3 separate regions of the Homo sapiens genome follow, and all the other regions are linked to region 1. The links are chromatin loops, found by intact Hi-C in ENCODE. Cell type or tissue: A673. All regions are shown on one strand. Region 1 overlaps LOC105370601 (a long non-coding RNA gene). Region 2 overlaps LINC02301 (long intergenic non-protein coding RNA 2301). Region 3 has its middle 450 kb from the start of LINC02305.

Region 1 (8,000 bases):
CTTATTGCTACTTGGGCAACAATATTGTGATATTGTTATATATAATATGCATCCATACACACTTTTACAGATATATATTAATGTATCCATGCACACATCAATATTTATTTCTCTACCATTTATCTATGGACATATGCAAAATCCATGACTTTATGTGATATAAATTCCAATCCAGCACCATAGAGTTCATTCTAACTTTTCTCCTTTCCACATTGTTACTTCTTTATCTAACATACAGAAACTTGGATCACATTATCCACAATATATTTGAGTATTTGTTCAATTCTAGTATACAAAAAAAAAGCATTTTCAGATTTTGTAATGCCTACATTTGCGAAAAGCAATGTTGCTAACTAGAGTACAATATCTCTTGTTTTCTTTTTTACCTTAACCTTTAATTTTACATTGCAATACTGCCTTCCAAAGTTCCTTAAATAGGTACTTTACTTTTTCACCCTCTTAAGTGGGAGTATGTTACTCATTTGTAATACAGTTCGGTTACTCTTTACTGCTTGTATTCCATGTTGGGTTTCCCTCACTTCCTGAGGGATTTTAAATTTTTAATCTATATTTTGGGTAGGCGAAACAATACTACAAACTTAGTTTCATGTCAATTCAAAAAGTATATTCCAAACAGTGTCACTGTCTTCTCATCTGTGCCACTCCACTCCACTTCTATTGTTTCATCCTCTTCACTCTGTTTTCACCATCTCCCTGTTAGTAATTGATCTTAATAGTTTCTGGTTATCATACCTGTATTTTTTTCTCCATAAATAAAAATATACATGTATATTTTCTTACATTCCTAACTTTCCTACATGAAACATATTATAGAAAACTCTGTTGCTCTTGGGTTTTTTTTTTTTTTTTTTTTTTTGGCTTAGCAATATATTCTGGGAATTATCCAACATTAGTTCATAGAAATCTACTTCTTTTTTTTTTTTTTTCCAAGACAGAGTTTGGCTCTGTTGCCTAGGCTAGAGTGCAGTGGCTCGATCTCCACTCACTGCAAGCTCTGCCTCCCTGGTTCACGCCATTCTCCTGCCTCAGCCTCCTGAGTAGCTGGGACTACAGGCGCCTGCCACCGTGCCCAGCTAATTTTTTGTATTTTTAGTAGAGATGGGGTTTCACCACGTTAGCCAGGATGGTCTTGATCTCCTGACCTCGTGATCCACCCTCCTCGGCCTCCCAAAGTGCTGGGATTACAGGCGTGAGCCACCGCTCCAGGCCAACTTATATTATGGATATTTAGTTTGTATCCAATATTTTACAATGACTAACAATGCTGAAATGAATAACCTGGTTCATATGTATTTTCATAATAATACATTGTGAACCTAAAATCAAAATCCTAATTGATGGTTGAAATCACAAAATTTAAATTCATTGAATTGTAGTTTTTTAAAGAGTCTTATATTTTCTTCTATTTCCTTTAAGAAAAAGGAATATTCTTAGTGTACTTTCATTATTTGAACTAAAGACACCTGCAGAATACTGGCTGTTACTAAAACACTTCAAAGAGGAATCAAAAATCCATTGCTAGTCCTGGTTTCACTAATTACCAGCTATGTGACATTTGGAAATCCATTTACACTTTAGTAACTGTTAATTGGAGGCTTGTCTAGCACATGCACTTTTTTTGAGATACATAGTGAACTGAGAGACCCATAAAGAACAGTTGTTCAGACTGCAGTCAACTGCCTTTCAGGAAACTCCTGGAGAGATGTGGGGGCGGGGGGGTGGCCAGGATCCACATGAGGATTAACCATTTCGTCCTAAAGATGTCTAAGGATATGGATTTAGCACTTTGATTTACATATTTTTTCTCACAGCATTTGCCTCATCTTTGGCTGATTCTGAATATCTGCTTGGAGGAAAAAAAGGTGCTAAAATTAGACGCTTTAATTTATTCTGCTACACACATATGCTCTCTTTCATCTGGCCAACTTGTAATAAGTGGATGTCCTAATCTCATCGTTCATATCTTTTTCATGTTGGCAGAGTTGAAAAAGAAAAAAAGAAGAAAAGCAGAAAGAGGAATTTGTGGAGAAGAAAATACTAAAGTCCTCCGGTCCCCCCAGAAGGAACTTTTTTTGTTAACATGACCTTACATTGTCCCACTGAATAATGCAAAATTTGTTTGGTTGTACCCTGCAGGGCTCCCAGGCCCGGAAGCCAGGGGCAGCAGCGGTACCAAGTTGGCACAAAGTAGCAGAAATGTCATTTTTTAATTATGTGGTTCTGAGGGGAATCTATTATCCACCGCTGAGATGCTGAAATCAGACAATTTATCTCCAAGGCAGCTCTCTCTACCATCTAGAATATATATCTTTTGTCACTGCAGGAAACAGAACGAGAGGATGTTTTTATTTCTGGTGCCTTATGTTTATAAGTTTATTCTTTTAAATTTTGCCAATGAAAAGAAATGACACCCTAACATATTTCTTGGGTCCCCTCTGCCCGCTTCTCCTTTGTGAAGGGTGTTCAAGTAACCCAGGCTCTTTTTTTTCCTGAGTTGGTATCAAATCTTCTAGGTCTCAAGTTCAAGAAGTCTTTGCATAGCCTCCAGATCATGTTCCGAATGCCCATTTCCAAGATAAATAGAAATAATTTGTTGAGAAGTCCCAAGAAAACCAGAGGCATCCACCTAAATTAATATAAATATAAACTGCTCTTTTGCATTTCAAACAAGATGCTGGAAACTATTTGAGTCATATCCATTCTCCCTCTCTATAAGCTATTTTCATTTAAATGTAAACTAATACTTATATCTACCAGCTTGTTCATAATGATTGTGCATTATTTCTGCTTTTTTTTTCCCTTAAGGTATCAAGGCAAATGAAAAAAATTAGCTCATATTTGTCTTCTTCCCCAACCTCTCCCTTCTTTAAAAAATCTGCTAAATTCATTATGTTCTCTACTCTGTGTGCATCAGGGCTCCAAGCAATTCAGATCTATTAACCATCAGGTACAAGCTAAAGTGCTTTTAAAACAAATGCCTGCAGTTTATTTTAAATGAATGTATGCTTTCTATATTCTGCAAAAGCATCAGGAAATTTGATCAAAACTTGGCATGGCTGAATGACAATAGCTGCACTGTCCTCTAGTGGAATATTTTAGGCATAACAAGACAAAGGCAGATAATCTTTTGGTCTTTTTCTTTCATGCGCCTATGTGAGTTTGTGTGTGTGAGTGTGTGTGGTGTGTAGCTTTTCAGAATCAAAGAGAAATGGTATGCCACCTGTTAGGCCTTTGAAGGTTTTTTATTTTATTCTGGAATACAAAATTTTCAAAGATTGTTGATTTCCTAACACCAAAAGCATATATCACTATGATATTTTCAGCTCTATCTCTGGTAACATGAGCAAGAGAAGAATGTGATAATCTTTACTGTAGACTTTATTGCTGTACATGTTAGAATGTAAACATTCCAGTTAGAATTTTAATCCACTTCGAGTATTCTTTCATAAGTATATGCAACTCAGAGAAGAAATATGTTTCAAAGAGTCATTCATACTTACATGTTTGTAAAATCGTTCCAATCAAACAGAAGAAAAATTATATTTAGAAAGATCCACCAATGGGTAATACAGGGTTGCCTCCACTATTTCTATTAGTAGAAATGTTAGATGTATTGAGGGATTTGATTCTGAATCTATCAAAGCAAGCATGTTCTGAAACCTCTTCCAGACTGACCTGTATTATTTGGGATTTTTAATATACAGGATAAACACACACACACACACACTTGGGAGTATGATGGGGAGGAAAGTGGAGCCAGTTGGGTAATTGGAATTTACTTTTTAGCTTCCTCAGGAACATTGAATCATAATATGTATACCTATGTAAATATGTAAACATCACAGAATCTCACCTCCAGACCTATCTTTAATGTATCCGGATCACCCTAATTTGTAGCTTGTTACAAAATCCTTGCCATTCGGCTGAATCAACGATATCTCACTCTTATCAGTTCCCATTTCCTAGACTCTCAGACAGAAAACCAGACACTCAATATGTTTTTCTTACTAACTGGGCAGCAATAAGATCCAGGCCCAGAATGAGACCTCATATGTTCAAATCCTATATCTAGTACCAGTGCTGATATTTCTAGTGAGTTGCATAACTCTCTGAGCTTCATTTCCTTGTCTATGAAAGGGAGATAATAATAATATCTACCTCCTAGAGCTGTGTGTAGATTAAATGAACTAGGACATATGTAAATCAGCATCACATAGGAAAATGCTACTGCAAAAAAGTTATGAGCTATATAAATACCATTCAAACTTTGAAGCATGAATCCAGATGACCATTTACCACTGTCAATAAGGATAAAGTCCCCAAAGTTGATAGCAAAGGAATGAAAGAGAGAGGGGGCAAGAATGGTTGTAGAAATTGAAGTCACCTGTGTGACTAAGAAAAACTAAATTTTCCCGAAATGCTGTTTGTTATTAACAATAGCAAACTGAGTATCACATGTAAGGCTCATGAGGAGTGGCAAGAATTCCTCTAGGAAAATTCTCTGTAATCTGTTAATGGATAGGGAAAGAAGTCCATACCTAAGGGAATTGCCTGGCTCTATCTGAAGCCTCACGAGTTCTATTCTTTGAGTCTTGGAGCAAGCATGTGAAGAGAAAGAGGCCTTTTCTTCTTGGTTTCCTCCAATACATCCAAAGTAAATTAAACACCTCAATTTATTAAGGCATTAATATTAAAAGACCATTTTACAGATGGGAAAAAGAATGATATGCTAAGCCTTGCAGTACTGGCTCTGTCCTTAACTGGTTGGCTACTAGATCTTATGAAAAAAAAAAAAAAAAAAAACCTTAAATTCCCAGGCATTTGATGTCCTGATTTGAGAAAAAAAACATAAATTTCTCAAGATTCTATACATGATTCTATCAGTTGGTTATGTCTTAACTGATTGATATGGTTTGGCTCTTTGTCCCCACCCAAATCTCACCACTAATTGTAATCCCCAAGTGTCGAGGGAAGAATCTGGTGGGAGGTGACTGGATCATGGGTGACGTTTCTCCCATGCTGCTCTCTTGATAGCGAGGGAGTTCTCACAAGATCCAATGGTTTAATAAATGGCAGTTTCTCATAGGCTTTTTGTTCTCTCTTACCTGCTGCCAGGTGAGACGTGCCTGTTTCTCCTTCCACCATAATTTTAAGCTTCCTGAGGTCTCCCCAGCCATGCGGAACTGTGAGTCAATTAAACCTATTTTCTTTATGAATTACCCAGTCTTGGGCAGTTCTTTATAGCAGTGTGAGAACAGACTAAATACACTGATGAAATAAAACCTGATTCAGAAACCTGATTCCATCCAATAATCCAGATACACACACACACACACACACGTGATATGGTTTGGCTATGTCCCAACCCAAATCTCATCCTGAATTGTAGTTTTGATAATCCCCATGTGTCATGGGAGGGACCCAGTGGGAGGTAATTGAATCATGGGGGTGTTCATGATTCAACAACACTGCTGTTCTTATGATAGTGAGTGAGTCCTCATAAGATCTGATGGCTTTATAAGGGGCTTCCCCTTCACTCATTTCTCATTCTTCTCTCTCCTGCCATCATGTGAAGAAGGATGTGTTTGCTTCCCATTCCACCATGATTGTAAGTCTCCAGAGGCCTCCCCAGCCATGCGGAACTGTGAGTCAGTTAAACCTCTCTCCTTTATAAATTACCCAGTCTCAGGCAGTTCTTTATAGCAGTGTGAGAACAGACTAATACAATATGTATGTATGTATGTATGCATGTATTTATGTATGTATGTATGTATATATGTATATAAAACACAACCTTCAAGGGGAAAATAAATAAACTTAGTCTAAAGAAAAACAAACAGTATAATACAAAAATATTCAGGCCATTGTGAATGTCATAAAAGTTAAGATAATAAACTATAAAGTTTTGAGAGATAGTTTTGACAACAGAATTACTACCCTGAAATTAAGCTGTAAATAACCCATTCCACTGAATTTAGTACTAATAACAAAGCTGTTTTCTGTCACCAAAATTCATATTAGGCAAGTCTCTTTGCTCTCAAAATATAAAAAAGTAAATAGAATATAATCAATTTAAATGTTTCAGAGGTACTCAGGTGTTCTTTAAGTATCTCTACAATTGGGTTATTTGTTTAAAATGCTTATGCAAACTTCCTCATGTATTTTGTAGGGAAACACGTGCTCCCAAGCATGCATACACATGCACAGAAACATGTGTAACTGAATGTTTGTCAAGGTTTGATTGTTAGGCTAAGAGATACGGTGCATTGTATTAAATTTTTACTTCGACTCATGTCCAGCAGGAATGCATATTTTTACCCTCTTCATTAATATTCTTAGGGAGAGCCTGGTTTTCTATCTTCTATCCTGTTTGAAAAGTCTTTAACAAAGGATCAAAATATGTAGCTTTTCTTAAATATTGTTGTAGTATTTTTCCTTTCTTTATTCTGTAAGGCAAAAGCCTCAACTTTATACAAATTTGTTTCTCTTATAAAATTTTTGTATTAGATAGAAAAATAAAAGAGGCGATTTTATAGCTCTATACTGCCAAGTGTCAAGTTTTTGTTTTTCTCCACTTGATATAAATTACCTTTCATCTTCACATTTAAAAAAAAATAAGGCTAGAATGAAATTATTATTTTTATTTTGTTTAACAATCCACTCCCTTGCAATAACAAGTCCTGCAGCATTGTTCAGCATAGCTTGGCTTTATTCTATTGCTTTTATTTTATTAAGAATATACCTCTTTCCAGTCCTATGGTATAATCATTTAGCAGTTGCAAAATTTCACCTAAAATATGCCAGCCTGAACAGATCTTCCAAGATTTGTGTGAGTTTAAATAGCATGGCAGCAGGTAGTAGATATTGGTTTTCAAAAATAGAACTATGAAATCAAATTAAAATCTGTTTAGTAAGGAAATATATGACAAATATTTTTATATGGAATATAAAAAATAAAACACAATCAATGAAGCTCCAGGAATGTTTATATTTTCTCTAAAACATATATAGATGACTTCCTTCCTTCCTTCCAGCCTGACTTCCTTCCTTCCTTCCTTTCTTCCTTCCTTCCTGCCTTCCTTCCTCCCTTCCCTCCTTTCACTCCCCTTTCTTTCTTCTTTCTTTCTCTTTCTTTCTCTCCTTCCTTCCTTCTTTCCTTCCTTCCTTCCTTCCTTCTTCCCACCCTCCCTCTCTTCTCTTCTCTTCTCTTCTCTTCTCTTCTCTTCTCTTCTCTTCTCTTCTCTCTTTCACAGCATTTCACTTTGTCACCCAGGTAGGATGGAGTGCAATGGCCCAACCTTGGCTCACTGAAACCGCCACCTCCCAGGCTCAAGTGATCCTCCCACCTCAGCACCCTCAAGATGGGGACTACCAACCCCCAAGTTGGGACTACGCACCACCACGCCCGGCTAAATTTTCTGTTTTCTGGTAGATAGGGAGTTTTCACCATGGTGCTCAGGCTGGTCTCGAACTCCTGAGCTCAAGCCATCCACCGACCTTGGCCTCCCAAAGTGCTAGGATTATAGGCATGAGCCATTGTGCCTGACCAGAAGTATATATAGACTTTCAATAAATGATTGTGAAAATGAAAATTAATCAGTTGTGTTGTTTGTAGACATGTTATAAAAGCTTCCATTCTCCAAGATGGTTACCTTTTCCATTCTTATTAAAAAGTATAACTTTCATTCTTTTGACTGATTTTAAATAGTTTTAAAGGGCCATGAGTTGTAATTTATTTATACTAAAATCTAGGAGAGAGAGAGAGAGAAATCAAGGGGGGGGGGGCTGTTTATTGAAAACAGAAATATTGCATATCTACATTGTCATTTTAAATAAAATTTCATGATATTTTTCTGCTGCCATAACTATTTCAACTAAGTGTATGATTTCAGTAGCATTATGACAAAACATAATAATTGTGTTTAATTAATTAAACCCTTAATTACAATATGTGTGTCAACATCATTCTTGATTTCTTT
Region 2 (8,000 bases), 590 kb after region 1:
CTTGCTGCACCTATCAACCCATCATCTAGGTTTTAAGCCCAAAATGCATTAGGTATTTCTCCAAATGCTATCTTTCCCCTTGCCCCCGACCCCCTGACACGCCCCAGTGTGTGATGTTCCCCTCCCTGTGTCCATGTGTTCTCATTGTTCAACTCCCACTTATGAGTGAGAACATGTGGTGTTTGGTTTTCTGTTCCTGTGTTAGTTTGCTGAGAATGAAGGTTTTCAGCTTCATCCATGTCCCTGCAAAGGACATGAACTCATTCTTTTTTATGAATGCACAATATTCTACGATGTATATATGTCTCATGCTGTATCATTGTTAATGTCACTCAGAACTACTGCTTTATTAAAGAAAATGTGTTGGCGTATTTGTAGAGTAGAACACTCTTTGAACACAAGTGTAATTTTAGAATGTCCAAAAATATTCACCCCCTCCACAAAGATCCACTCTTCTGTACCCTGTGGAGTCACATGTTTCAGTCCCTGGAACAATCTTCTTGACTTTCATTGCCTAATGTAAAATTAAAGTAAGTCCTGAGTAGCTGAGGAAATTCTCTAGCCTCTTACCATAGAGCAAACTTCTCTGCTCCAGAATAGTTCACATGTTTTTGCAAAAATAGATAATGTAACTCAAAAAAATGGAAATAAATGAGCTGTTTGGTCATTAACTGTGATGACTTACAGCAGAGTCTGAAAGCTTTTCTGAAGAAGTAATCTAAATCAGCTCTTGTTCATCTTAAATTTTGTTAAATTAACTTATTTTAAAATCTATAATTATTTGTTAATATTAATAATAGTTATGTGCCAGGCACTGTTTTAAATTGTGCATATATATTATATTTAATTTATTATATAAATGTATATATGTAATTTAATCTTTTATGTATATACATAATTTAATTTAAATGTATATACGTAATTTAATCTTTACACTAACCGTATGGTTAGTGTAAAATATGTACCTCATAAAAATATGAGGTACATATTTTTATGATCACAACTTTACAGCTCAAGAAGTAAGGCACAGAGAGGTTAATGTATTGCCTAAGGTCACAGAGCAGGTAAATAGAAGCTGACCACAGGTTATTTACTACGAGTTTCTTCTTTATAATGCCTATCTAATTAGAAATGAAAGGGAAGTATAAAGTCTTTCCCTATGAGGAAATAAGCCCGCACTAGACACTGAATCTGCCAGCACCTTGACCTTGGACAGTCCAGCCTCTAGTACTCTGAGAAATAATTTCTGTTCTTTATAAGCCACATAGTTTATGGCATTTTGTTATAGCCATCCAAATAGGTGGACTAAAATGGGATAATCTGAGAAAATGGTGTTGGACTTGCATTTTATTCCAAACAAATGGTCAAACTTTTCTTTTGGAACCAAAGGCCTTTAAGAAGATGAGTACCCTAGGTCTTTTTTAAAACATTCATTACAAAGTTTTCATGCTATTCATTCCTAGTAATGCAGTACATATGGCATCTAGGAACTAACAGACTTCATTTGAATTTAGGAGACTAAGATTTAAACCCTGACACAAACTGTGTAATCTGGATCATGTTAGTGGTTTGAAGTATTCAATATTGTAGTCCATAAAAATAAAAGTACTTCCCAGTCCTTGAATTTGGGAATGCCTTCTGTGCATAAGGTACTTGCTGTGTGTCAAGCAGAGTGTTAGACACCAGCAGAAAATTTGCAGAAAGTAGAATAAGAAACTCCTTGGTTAATATATTGTAACCTCTTTAAAGTTGAATATTTCCTCTCAGAGCTAATTTCACCTTGCTTGTACTGTCCTTGAAGCCACTCAAGACTACTAGATTATTTGGGAAATGTGTTGATGCTCATACATTCATAATGGGAGAAGTGCATACTTGGATGGAACCCTGATTCTGCTTTTCAAAGTCCAGCACTAATTAAAACCCCTGCAGTGGTCTGTGATTCCTCTCCTACTTACTTGCTGGCTCTATCACTTCACCATCCTCATGTATGCCTTCATTTTGTGCATAAAAGTCAATGAGGCTTGAAAGGGTGACCGGTGGATGTTTCTCTTAACGAACTCTGCTTGTTTCCAGCATGGCAGCTTGGATATTTGGAATAAGCCTGCAGGGCATTTTGTTTGCAAATATTGTCACTTTAGTCTCTTTTTACTTCCCAAAAGTGCTTGAAAATTTCAGCGGAAACTGTGTGCACAGCTGTCATCTCTGGGGCCCCTGCCATGCCCCCATCAAATGTTCCATTTGGCTTTGCAGTCTTTGTCATAGCAGCCACTTGGCTGTCTGCCACAGCATCTGGATATCTGCCCTGGTGTAGTACCTGGGCATCATAGGACTTACTACCACTAAGTATCATGGGGCAAGTTGAACAAGAATCACTAAAGTGGATTCACGGATTAATAATGGATAGTCCATGTCCCCAAAAGGCTCTAACCATCCATTAGGAAAGATGGGCATAAGCATAAATAACAACAGGAAATTAGTAAGATAGAATGCCTAATGATAGGGCAAGCAAACCAACTTCAGTATTTCAAATCGGCTCACTGGAGCTATATAGTGCGACATCCATTGTAAAATCTTAGCATCTTTGGGTTTAGTTTCCTCATCTGTAAAATAAAGATTGGACTTTATGTATCTAAATTCCCGTTCACTCCTCAAGTCTCATGTCATTGCAAATCAATACACCTTCCAGAGGTTGGATTTCTCCATTTTTAAAATAAAGACTTTAAAAATCACTAGCACAAGATTGGCACATAATAGGTAACCAGTAAATGATGTCTATCTTTGTAGTATTTGCTATTGTTATTTGAGTATAGATGGTCTGGGTGGTAAGATTTGTGGAGCTAACTGTTGGGTTTTTTGAACCCAATAAGTTCCATTGTTCTTAATGTGTTTTGTTTGTTTGTTTGTTTGTTTCAGAACACCAAGGCTTTTGTTTTTAAGAACTTTTCACTGAAATGCTGGCAAAATGAAGGTGTATATTATTGTTTGATGGGAATAGGGATACCTTAAACCTGTAAGCTAGTACCTCTAGTATCAGATATCATTAGGTAGAAAAAAACAAAGTAAAGAGGGAGGGGGAAGTCTTTGAGCAGCAATACAACTCCATCAAGAAACTGAAGAAAATAGGAGCAAAATTTCTTGCAAATGATAGAAGCCAAAACCAGACTTTCTTATCGGTGTCCATCCAAGGATCACTTATAATGCATACAGTGGACAGGAATGGCCACTTAAGAGTGAGAAGTCTACAGCAAGAAGATTCCAGGTGAAACAAGGAGAATGACCCCAAATGGAACAGCATCCCTCAGCTTCGGCAATTGTTTGCTATGTGAGAATGAGTTCCCAGGGCTGTCTGGCATCTGTTCATTTGATTGCTTTTTTATCAAAAGCCAGAAATCAAGATTCTTATGATAAGCTTCTTAAGCTTTAAATACTAGCAAATTATTAAATGATAAAAAAAATCAATGAATATAATCTTAATGAAATGTATATTTGAGGTAATGTTCCCAGAGTGCGGTCAGATAGACATGTCTGAATTTGGCTTTCAGGCAAGTTATGTGGAAGCAACACTTAAGAGAGAGAAAAAAAACAAAGTGGTGGGTAGACAGAGTAGACTTCTCTTCAATCTAATCTAACCTCATCTCTTTATCATTGAAAAATTAATAGCACTTCACTGTCCCTTAGATGCACTTCCTATGTCACCTATTCAAAGGATATTAAACATGCAATTCTATGCGTTTTCAGAGTGTAATGCGAGGGAGGCTGATGGTGACTCCCCAAATCGGAGATAAACGATCATAGGATATTAGAGCTGGAGTTGCCTTCATAATTGTCTCATGCAGTTCACATTTTAACATTGAAACTGAGTTTCAGAGAAGTTAAGAGATTCATCTAAAATCACACAACTTGTTAATAGCAAAGCTGGTACAATAATCCGTGTATTTTCATCTTGCTTGTAGAGAGTCCATATCTTCTGAATTTAGATCTTCTTTTACAAATTGTCCACTTATCCCAACCAGATATCAAAAAGTCAACCCTCTTTTTGTTATTAAAAATATAAAATCACTTGGGCCTGTCTTCAAAAGTTTCTCCACATGGGCAGAGGTTAGGAGTGTGAGGAAAATGGCCTCTGGAGCAACAATGATTTAAAGCTTGAGCCGTAGCCTTTGATCACTAGCACACTTTGCCCTGCTGTGAATTCCACAGATGGAGTTTTCTCGGGGAGCTATATAACTTTCTTGCTTATGTAGTTGAAATAAATCTAAACCCACTTACTTTGCTCTCCTGCCCAGTTTTTATTAACTACAGGTTGCAAGGCAAGTTTGGAGGCATTCGCTCCAGCCAAGTTTTGTGCATGGTACGCCACTGCCCTCTACTGGTGGTACTATTCAAACCCCTCCTTCTGTCTCCCAGGGATGTGATGTGTTTAGTCCCAGGTTAAGAGGGAAATTTTGTGATGCAGACAGTTCTTTTGGATCCAAGACATGCAAATAAAGGGCAGTAACAAATGATGTATTACATTAAGGAATTTATTTCAGGTAAATGAGTTTCACCATTTTCTGTGTTAATGTTTCTGTATCCCTGGTGAAATCAAGGATAAATTGTGTGTGTGTGTGTGTGTGTGTGTGTGTGTGTGTGTGTGTCTACATATTGGAGACATCAGGCCTGTGGGTTCATAACTGTGGAAGGAGAAATTAAACCAAAGCAAAACACCTGTTAACTTATGCCAGTTGGTCTTCTGCGGTGAAGGTGGAGGGAAGTTCTTTGAAATATTTACTGGTTTATATCAAGCATAGTTTCAAGTATAGTTGAGTTTTAGTCCTAGACCTTACTTAATATGTAGGTAATGAGGTTCATCTGGCTCAAAATATTAAACAGAAACTGCATTTTGCAACTAGTATAATCTATCTTCTTTCTCTCTTTTGAAACAGTGGCTCATAGATAGTCAAATGTATTCTCTTCTGTTTTTCATTAATGCTAAATTGAAGAAGAGTTGAATTTCTTTTTTCTATATTAATAGCACATGGATTCACACACTGAAGAGCCAATGAACAGGAATTTTGCAGGAAAAAAAGAGGATTTCTCTGTCAACATACCCAGGGTCTCAACAGTTTCTAGGTTATTAATGTGCCTCAAAAAACTGTAAGAGCTGCATATGTATTAAGGCAGCTAATCATTTTTCCATCAGCTTTGTGTAATCTTCCAATTCTGGATGCAACCAGTTTTCAACACATTGTGAAAGAAAGGCAAATGCTCTTGCAACTGGCCTCATGCCATGTAGCAAAACACAGACTCGGAACAACTAATTTGAAGCTGAAATTAATGCCTTTTTTAATTCTGGGGAAACTGTTCTCTTGAGAAAGGTGTTTTTCCTTTTTTTAACCTATATGTTACATGGGTGTCAGAATTACATATTTTCTCACAAGATTTTACATCAGCCCTGATATTTCTATGCTGATAAAAGTGAATCCATGTGACAATGGAAATATTTCCTACAGAGCATTTAAAATAAACATATTAAATAAAATTAGAATTCAGAGGGATCTCAAAAATAATACTTTAGGATTGATTACATAGGCACTCCTTTTATTTTGGTTGATCTATGTACCTATTTATCTATCTATCTATCTATCTATCTATCCGTCTATCAGTTAAATTGTAAATGCATCCATTTTGAATCCTATGGTATTTAACAGACTTGAACAGTTGGAATGGTCAAGTTATACTTTTTATTTGCACCTGCCTGAAATATACACAGTTATATGACAGTGGCAATGAAAATCAAATTTCTGTTCCACAGATAAGAAAGTAATTACTTATTATTCAACTTTTTAAGTGGTCAAATGTTTATTTCTTAATTGGACAACTACACTAAAAGTACTTGTTTGCTTGAAATAAATCTTGTGCCTAATTTTTTCTGTGTATTGGTGGCTAACTTAGTCAATTCCATCTTACTCTTCTTCAAAAAACGGCTTTATTGAGCTATCATTCACATACTATACATTTCAGCCATTGAAAGTTGCAGAATTCAGAGGTTTTTAGTATATTCACAGAGATGTGCAGCCATCACCAAAATCTAACTTCAGAAAATTTTTGTCACCCCAAAAAGAAACCCCACTCGCATTGGCAACCACTCCCCCATCTTCTCTCCCATCCCCTTCCCACCACCCTTTCCTATCCCTAGGGAACCATCAATCTACTTTTCTTGTCTATAGATGTGCTTTTCTACATATTTAATTTAATAGAATCATACCATATATAGTCTCTTGTGACAGGCTTCTTTTACTTAGCATAAAGACTTTGAGATTCACCCATGTAGTGGCACGTATCAGGTACTTCACTGCTTTAATGTCTGAAAAAAGTATTTCTTTGTATGTATACACCACATTGTATTTATCCATTCATCACATAACAGAATAGACATGAGGCTTTTTTAAATTTTTATTTTATTATTATTATTTTTTAGACAAGGTCTTACTCTGTCATCCAGGCTGGAGTGCAGAGGCACGATCATGGCTCACTGCAGCTTCAACCTCCCCAGGCTCAGGTGATCTTCCCACCTCAGCCCCCTGAGCAGCTGAGACCACAGGTGCAAGCCACCATGCTTGGATAATTTTTGGATTTTTTGTAGAGATGAGGTTTTGCCATGTTGCCTAGGCTGGTCTTAAACTCTGGCCTCAAGCGATCATCCCACCTCAGCTTCCCAAAGTGCTGAGATTATAGGCATGAGCCACCGTGCCTGGCCTGACATTTGGCTATTTCACTTTTTGGCAACTATGAATAATGCTGCTGTGAGCATTCATAGATACGTTTTTCATTTCTCTTGAGTGTATACCTCAGAGTGAAACAGTTTAGTCATATTATAACTCTTTGTTTAAATTTACGAGAAAATGCCAGCTGTTTTCCAAATAAGCTCCAGTATTTTACATTCCTACAGGTATTATGTGAGAGTTCTACTTTTTCCATATAATCTCCAGCATTGTCATTGTCAATCTTTTTCATTATAACCTTCCTACTGGGTAAAATTGGATTATATATCTCTTAGTTATTGAGTTGTAAGAATACTTTATGTATTCTAGATGCTAATCCGTTACCAGACATGTAATTTGCAAATATTTTCTCCCATTCTGTGGGTTTATCTTTTCATTTCTTGATTATACAATTTGCAGCACAAAATGTTTTAGTTTTGATCAAGTTCTATATATATATAACATGTGCTTTTAAATATATATATATATTTAACGTGCATATATATATATATATATATGTATATACACACACATATATATTTTTAACATGTGTTTTTGGTATAGAGAAAACACTGCCTGAACCAAGGTCACAAAGATTTATTCCTCCATTTTCTTCTAAGTGTTTTTTGTTTTAGCACTTACGTTTAGGTCTATAACCCATTTGAGTTAATTTTTGTATTTAGCATAAGGAAGAAGTCCAACTCCATTTTTTGTATGTTGTTATCCAGTTGTCCAGTACCATTTGTTTAAAAGACTATATTACCCCCAAATTAATTCTCATGATGTCTTTGTTAAAACTTCATTCACCAAGAAGACAATGGTTTATTTCTGGACTCTCAAGTCTGCTCCATTGACCAATATGTCTACTTTATGTTAGTGCCATACTGTCTTGATTACTGCAGTTTTGTAGTAAGTGTTGAAATTGGGAACTGTGGGCCTTCCAACTATGTTCTTCTTTTTCAAGTATCAATTATATTTTTCTTAATTGGACAACTTAACTGGAAATATCTCTTTGCTCTAAACTGAATGTTGTAGATGTTTCTTCCTATACATTGGTATCTGCTTTAGTAATTACCATCTTGTTCTTTTTGGTTAAAGCAAATTACTTGGTTTTAATATTATGTCTGGCAAAATTTACTATGCAATTTGAAACAAACATGAGGAATTTTAAAAAGATTGTTGCTTTTTAACTCACGTAATTTTGCTTCTAAACGTTCTTCCAAGAAAGGTACACACTGTGTGGTCTTCTTTGATGCA
Region 3 (8,000 bases), 160 kb before region 1:
AAAATATTTTTATTTTTCTGGTAGAAATTTTAAAATTTGTATTTTTTACCTAAAGTTCTTTTCTATCTACTCATGGAACATTTTAATTTGTGAACACATATCCTTGCCATGTCCCACAAATAACAATAAATGGATATAATGCGTGCACCCACATTTCCTTTGCCAAGTTTCATACAATAAATAAACTAACATCAGCTTTTAGAAAAGTTAGAACTTTTTAAAGAATGCAAAGGAGATAAAGACACATCATTGAAATTAGTCTCTGTTTTAATTTGTTCAAGGGAAACCAAAAAGATGCCTGAAGGTAAATGCAGTGTATGTGTTTTTTGCCCCTGTCATAATAGCATTTTTGTTTTATTGCTGTATGTATTACCATTATCAAACTACTGTATATTTGATGCTTGCCTATGGCAATACAGTGGCCTTAACTAATAGAAGATGGCGCAGCATCAGGACTACATTAAGAAAGGAATGTTTTATTTAAGGACTCAGCTGGTAATGTACTACCGTATTTCCCTTTACAATTTGCTCACTCTAATTGTTAAAACATTTCCTGCTATTTCAGAAGAGTAGAGACCACAAAAGCCTACAGATGAAGCACTTTGAGGTTTACACTGGAGGAACGAATTTGTTTTGCAACCTGCATTTAAAAGCATTTTAAACATGTCTTACATGACTCCTTTCTTTCTTGTCTCTATTAGTTGTTTAGAATTCAACCAGGACTTCTGTGGGTTCTGGAATGAGTAATTAATGAAGCATTAGTGTTTGAAAATTTTCTGAATAAAAGTCAGCAAGGTAGAACACAGGCAAATGAACCTAAAGGCAGACATACACAAAAAATGCAGTCCATAAAATTTCTGGTCCAAATATGGATTTTAGATTTTTGTACTATTTTCTCCAAATTTATAGTTCTAGTCTAAACAATATATGCTATAATACTTTTAAGAAGTGGGATATATCACCATTAAATAGTGGGAGTGATTTTTTTAAAAAAGGTTGGTTGGTATTAAAAAGGAATTAGGAAAGATTGAAAATATACTGATCAGGCATATAAAAGTGAATAACAATGTTCCATTACATTATAAAACATTTTAAGTAACTAAATCATAGTCCCAATATTAACAGATTTCTAGTGGATATTTGAGATCTATTACTCTTCATTTTGACAATTATTGCAAGTGTCATATGAAGACATAGCTAAATTCTCCAAGTATTTTGTGAGCTCTCCTTGTTCAGGATATTTTGTACTTCTCACAACTTCCAATGTGACAGGTAATAAATGTAAATAAATCAATACAGATGAATGAAACATATTTTCATTAAGAAGGAACAAATCTTAATTTCTAAATGCCTGGTAGTTATTTTCCAGGTATTCAATATCAGCATCACATCAATTATTTCTTATGACTTAAAGTTTCATTTCAGGGCATAATTACAACTATAGTAAAAGTTTACATCAATATCTCTTCAATATTACAATTACAAGGATGCTTGTGAGAAACAGCTCCTTTTTAGCACGGGGGTTGAAGCTAGAACTGTCACAATTATCAATTTTGTGATTTGTTGATTTTCTTTATTTCTATGACACCAAGTAAAATCTGGTTGATCAAGATATTCTATTAATAACTGTGATTTTCAAATCTGACCACGAATTAAAATCTCCTGGGGATCCAAACACAACTATTTCATTTATTTTTTTATGTGTATAGGAAATTACCAACAACCTAGCATATTTCTGTATTCCCATTTCCAATCAAACATTAACTACCAGCGGCATCCACTATTAGTTTTGACTGTTACTGAACTTCATATAACTTGAATTTCATCCCATGCATTGATTTAGAGAATACCAGGCAAAAACAGATTTTAGATCCCACTTAGATTTGGTCATGTTTCAAAATCAGGTCAACAGCTATCATGAGAGCTTTTTCAATAGAAGTTGCCTAACCTCTAATCTAGATTAATTGGCATCGATTTTCCTGTATATTCAAGGATTGTATTAATATCTTTTTTGAGAAATTGACCATAAACCTAAATCCTCTTCACTTAGGAACATTTTGTAGAACTGGAAAGAACACTTGTGAAAAATATTTGCTGATTCAAAAGCTCTATACAAATATACAGGACTATTAGAAATGATCTTCTGCCCAATATACAAGTTTTCTTGTCATAAAGAAACAGTTTTCCTCTTGCTGTCTTCTCAGGTTAAAATTATTCAGACTTGAACATCTTTACAATCCCCTGGCACATGCTAATTTCAGTGGATCCTTTATTTCATGCATCCTCTGCCTTCCTGCCCAGTTTCCTGCCCAGTTTTACCTCTTGCCCAATTCTCTTCAATTACTTGAACAAATGGCAGTTTTTCTTGCCCCAGGGCCTTAGCACATCCTGACCTGCCTTGAGATTCTCTGTCCCTGCTTTTTGAAAAGCTAAGATCTCATTTTTTTTCCATTATCTGTATAGATATCACTTCTTCAGAGTGGCCTCTTCTGACCATTACCACTTCTGTTTCAGTCTCTCCGAGCACTCTGATGATTTAGATCATCAAATCATTCCTAATGTTTACTTATTGGTACCTTGCATTAGGTTGCCAACTCCATAAGGCTAATGACACCAGGTATCCAGCTTGCTTTTATATGTCCAGAGCCTAACACTGTGACTGAAATATTAAAACATTTCTCCATTTCTTGAAAGAAATGAAGACTTTGCCTTTCCATAAAAAAAAACAGCTACCTTTATTTATAAATGAGAATTTGATTTCTTGAGAGTGAGGGTTTGTTCCCATGCTCTTTTCTTATGTGTCATTTACTCTGGGTTCAGGGTCCTTGGATCTTCGTTGAAGAAAGAAAGTGCTTCTTGAAGCATTCGGTATGTATTAGTGCTAACGTCGTGGTAATGATGAGCTCCCGAGTAGTATGTGTGCCTTGTCACGTTATCATGGGGCTGAGAAAATACTTCCTAATTTATCTCTTCAAATGTAAGACCCTCTTTCTTCAGCAAGATCAAGTTATCTAAGCATTCAGAAGCCTCTCTCTATTTCATTTGTTTCTCTGAAGATGTCAGCTGTTTCTTAATATTCCTCAGGTGCTTTATCTCACTCAAATCAATTGATCTGAACCACTGAGAACCTTATTCTTTTAAGAAAAAAGAATATAGGAAACTACAGAGTGCTAAATACTGCCTTAAATCAGCTTTATAATATACCAATTGCCTTCACTGTGATGGAGGAGAAAACCCGTATCTTGACCATTTTTAAGTTCTATTGACTTTCCTATGTATTATGAGACCTCTGACACCATGGACGTGAGCAAAGCAAGACTAGCAGTATCAGGGGTCGACTAAAGGGGGATGATCTTTGTAAGAACTGCTCACTTCTATTTTCTTACATGACAGGAGACAATCAAGCACTATACTACACTAAATTAGAAACAGAGGGTAGAGCAAATGTCTATAGTTTTGCATAATCCTCATAAATTGGAGGAGAAACATACTCGGGCTTTTTAATCAATGAGAAGACTGTTCTTTCAATGACTTTGTTGCAGTTCTTAGCCCAGAAGTACTACAGCCAATGGTGGAATGACTACTGCAATTTTATTCGCAAAATACCTATGAGAATTCCAGATGGTGCCCCTGAGGCCAGTTGTTAACGGGGCAAGAGCGGATTCATTCCACACCCATTTTCTACTTTGGTGTTGAAATGCGAGCTAGTCCATGGTCTAGATCCCACCCACATGCCAACATGCACCTGCAAAAGTCTTCAATTTGGGGGCTTTTAAATCACAAGCAGACACCCTGATTTAGCTTACATATTAAAAATTCCATCGCAGGAAAAAAATTCTCCAAAAACTCAGAGCTCTAATTCCTTAATGAATTATGTACGTGGTGAGGGATATACAGACAGACATGACTTGATTTCCTGTTCAGAATACTGGAGAGCATATTGGAATACAGACCACGACCATTTCAGGGCTAGTGTTTCAGTCACACTTGCAAGTAAAGCAAAATGTTATCAAGATTTGTTTTAATTGAGGAAATAGGGAATTCCAAACTGTTAATAAAACGTCATTGACAACATTTGAGCTCAAGATAAAAATACAGCCTACTTTCTCCAAGTTTACTCTATGGTCTTTGGAGAAATGGTGTATGTGAATAGACAGTCACAGACTGAAGCCCATTTTGCACAGATTCTGCAAGACCTTTCTCTTCATTTATAGAAGCATGCCCCTTGCATTGGCCAAGTTTCATTTTAGACGCCCAATGAACCAGAAACCCAAAGCTAAAATCATCTATAGTCACCAGCTTGCTTATGCGTTTCACCTGGAGTCATAAATCTTTTCTTTATATCCTTTGGGAGGGAGTGAGTTCTCCTGAAACTTGGGCCAAGTTCACCTGACACTTCTCAGGAGCCCCATTTAGGGTTTACATAGAAAAAAGTCAAACCGAAATAATTTTTACCAGTTTTAGATTTCATTTAAAAAACATACAGACACATGTGCAATGTCCCAAGTCACTTATTTTAATAGGAATCTGGAAGACAGAAATGGCATCAGTTTAGACTGACAGGGCTAACCTAAGAAACGCACGTAAGACTAAAATCAATCTCCCCAACTCTATATTATCTATGAGAATTAGGCCAAAGGAAGTTTTATGGTAAAATTAAAAGAATGTGTGAGCACTTAGTAGTCCATTATATTATTATTATTCACATTCATGTAAATACTCCTAATCCTGATATTTTCAATCCGTATAAGCACAGAAGCAGTGAATGTTATTCTTACTGGCTGTAATTATCAGAGGCTGGTTCCAGAATAACATGACATCAGTGAAAGCACACAGACAAGAGGGAAGGGGCTTTGTCATAAATCTTCCAGTAGGGGGCGCCAAAGGCAAGAACTGTCTAAGAAATGTTCATCTGGATCCACTTTCTAAAGAGGTATCATCATTGCTCTTACTTTAAGCCTTGCCTCCCTCTTACCTCTGCTGCAAACTCATAGCATTAATAAATAAAATGTGAAAAGAGAAAATTGAAAAGTCATAGCCTTTTTTATTGCCTTAGTTGGAAGAAGTTAGGATCTTTTGGGGTGGGGGATGTGATTTGTAACTAGGCAGGAGCATGAGAAGAGTTTCTGGGATACTGATAGTATTCCATTTTATGATCTGGTTTGTAGTTATTTGTGTGTCTTCACTTTGAGGTGATTTATCAAGCTGTAAATTGATTGTATGTGCTCTTATCTGTCTTTCACACTTTTAAAAAATGTTTACTAAAAAAAGAGAGAGAGAGAGAGAGATTGCTGTTCTGTATTCCCAGAAATGACTAGTTGGAAAAGCAACACAAAAACAGCGATCAGGGTTGGAGTCTGCATGTGTGCTGGAATCTAGGTGTGGAAGCCTGCAGAGCAGGACATGGATTAGACTGTGATGGAGTCAGAAATGAAAAGTACTCTAAGAAAATAAGAAAATTGACTAGAGCTGTGCTTACTGCATAAAACTTGGGACTGGGAAGAGACTAAAAAATTGTTACCTATCTCTGGATCCACAGGCTACTTAAAATTTCATACCCCGGGAGATGAGAAGAGATAGACAGAGCCTGATGGCTGGGGCCTGCAGAGGCCTGTTCACTGTCTCATAGACGGAATATGCCATATTCTAAACCATACAAGTGCACAGAAGCCATGGCTTACCAAAATACAATCTGATCTGGACTCAGAGCTCCAGCGGTCAGCAACTGAAAATTTTAGACAGAGTAGTATGATAATAGACCAACACTGACCTTTACAACAAACAAACTCACTCAAAATGTATCTGGATTAAAAGCAAATAAATAAACAGATCTACATCTATTCTTTCCTTAATGAACCATCAGACATAGGAAAAAGATGGATTACCCACAAATCAGCAATAATTAGACAAGCCCTCCTCTCACCAGAAATGACAAATGGCAGAAGATAAGAGTATCCTTTCAAAACATTTACAGAAAATTACTGTCACAAAACAGTGTATTAAAAAAAAATAGGTAAGCTTTTTGAAATTATACTATTAAATGAAAAACTATGTAGAAAAATTAAATTTAACAATGTTAAATTAAGCAAAGAACTATCTGAAAATTGATTGGCCTCTCAAGTCAGAATAGCTCAGAGAGCCTCCAGCATTGCAAAGTGGTGGAATATTTATAGACAGAAAAATGAAAATAACATCTAAAATAACGGAAGTGAGGTACAGAAACGGATTTGGTATTGCTCAGTGTTTGCCTTATTTGAACACTGTTTAAACAGTTGGCTGCCTTTAATTGGCCAAAGCTCAGTGATTGGCACAAGAGTAAGTTACAGTCAGCTTACATGTGCAGTTAGGCTACAGTTCACTACGTACGGAGTAATATTTAGGCTGAACTTTACATATGTAAGAACATAACTTTAGGCTAAACTTAGTTTAACATCCTCCTTTTTGGTCATCCTCTCAATGTTGAGAGAGGATCAAAATTTTAGGCATTGACGTCACTGTCACCATTGTAAATTTTCTTATTTGGTGTCAAATCATTGCCGGTAAATAGCAAAACTGGCTTTTATAAGGTGGAAACTAGGACTCCAGGCTATTATTTTTTTAAAAGACTAGACTAGATGGGACCTTCTTGTGCTGGAATCACCTCTTTTGAGTAGAAAAACAAAACATGCTCTGTTTTAGGATCTTTCACCTTCAAGTTTTAGTTTGATTACGTCGCATTCAGCATGAATGACTTCATTTTGGTTTGTTCTGCTCTGTTGGGGCCTAGTGCACACACTCAGTCTTAAACAATGGCTTCCCACAAATATGTCTAAAAAAATTCCCACCGTTTGGTTAAGTTCTTACTCAAGTGAGAGTGACCAAAACTGAGGGGTTTAGCACATTCTCAGTTACCATCATTCTGGGTTTCTGCCCTCGGCATACCAAACATAGATAATTGCATCCTCATGGTCATATATTTCTTAGAGTTTTTGTCATTCTAGTTGACAAGAGATCATTTAATATTCTGGACATGGCTGCATGCAAACATTTAAAACTTGTGGGAGAATATAACCCACAATGGAGATTGCTATTATGACTATCAGAAGGAGGATAATATTATCAGGAGGAGAATATGGAGTATGCTGCTTAGCCAGAGTCCATACCTATATACATGTATACATATATACATACATACATAAGCATCTACATGTATATACATATGTGTGTGCATGTGTATATATATACATGTATACAAATATGTGCATATTTATATATATTTTTATATAAAAATTTATATAAATTTAAATAAATTTATATATAAAATTTATATATAAAAAATGTATATATATTCCTACCAGATTAGCCTGGAGACAAAGCTTGGGTGTGAAGAAGGGGCTATATTGGACTTGACTCTGACTTTTAGCTGCTGGCCTGGGCACTGAGAACATGTCTCCAGACCTCACTACAACTACCTATCCAGGCCTCCAAATCTAGAGGCTCAAAATAAAAAACAAAAGCTAATAGCCAAATCAAGAACATGTCAAATTATATATAAATGATAATTTTAAAGTCATTTCTATTTTATTAGCAATTTTTAAACTAGCTTCATTTACAGAATATTATCCCATACACATAATACATATAGACATACAAACATAAGAACAGAAAATATAGCTTTCATAAAGGATTCCAATTTGCTGGCTTTTAGATAATTTTTTCCCCATTCAGACTCTTAATTCTTTAATTACCTGTTTCATTGCCCTCAGTAATTGTTAACTAGGCAACAAATGTGCATTTCTAAAGGGACAATTCTTAGGTGAAACAAGAAAATTTATATTTCAAAAGCAAAGAGCTAACATTTAAGGCCTATGATATGGTTTGGCTGTGTCCCCACACAAATTTCATATTGAATTATAGCTCCCACAATTCCCGCATGTTATAGGAGGGACTTGGTGGGAGATTATTGAATTATGGGGGCAGGTCTTTCCCATGCTGTTCTAGTGATAATCAGTAAGTCTCAT

What was found. Hi-C counts contacts between places; a loop is a spot of excess contacts. Peaks named below come from ENCODE experiments on the same cell type or tissue, not always from the same donor. Only the 100,000 strongest peaks of a DNase experiment are listed, where the experiment ranks them.
Region 2: a loop joins it to region 1, with 6 times the contacts of the local background. A loop is called at or near these places in 2 of 110 quality-filtered maps.
Region 3: a loop joins it to region 1, with 11 times the contacts of the local background. A loop is called at or near these places in 23 of 110 quality-filtered maps.

The regions. Positions count from the first base shown.
Region 1 is chr14:83,295,762-83,303,761 of GRCh38, reverse strand. All of the region lies in intron 3 of LOC105370601 (a long non-coding RNA gene), which reads right to left. Among named protein-coding and RNA genes, the nearest start is that of LINC02305, 620 kb to the left of the region's middle. In A673, a CTCF peak has its summit at 3,117 (motif pointing left); DNase peaks (open chromatin) are centred at 1,751, 2,171 and 3,111; H3K4me3 peaks cover 528 bases; H3K27ac peaks cover 3,827 bases.
Region 2 is chr14:82,706,803-82,714,802 of GRCh38, reverse strand. LINC02301 (long intergenic non-protein coding RNA 2301) reads right to left here. Exons shown (of 6, transcript NR_146650.1): 6 at 7,978-8,000. Among named protein-coding and RNA genes, the nearest start is that of LINC02301, 68 kb to the right of the region's middle. In A673, a CTCF peak has its summit at 4,372 (motif pointing left); a DNase peak (open chromatin) is centred at 4,362.
Region 3 is chr14:83,460,564-83,468,563 of GRCh38, reverse strand. No RefSeq gene overlaps it. Among named protein-coding and RNA genes, the nearest start is that of LINC02305, 450 kb to the left of the region's middle. In A673, CTCF peaks have their summits at 4,662 and 4,867 (motif pointing right); DNase peaks (open chromatin) are centred at 513 and 4,873; H3K27ac peaks cover 487 bases.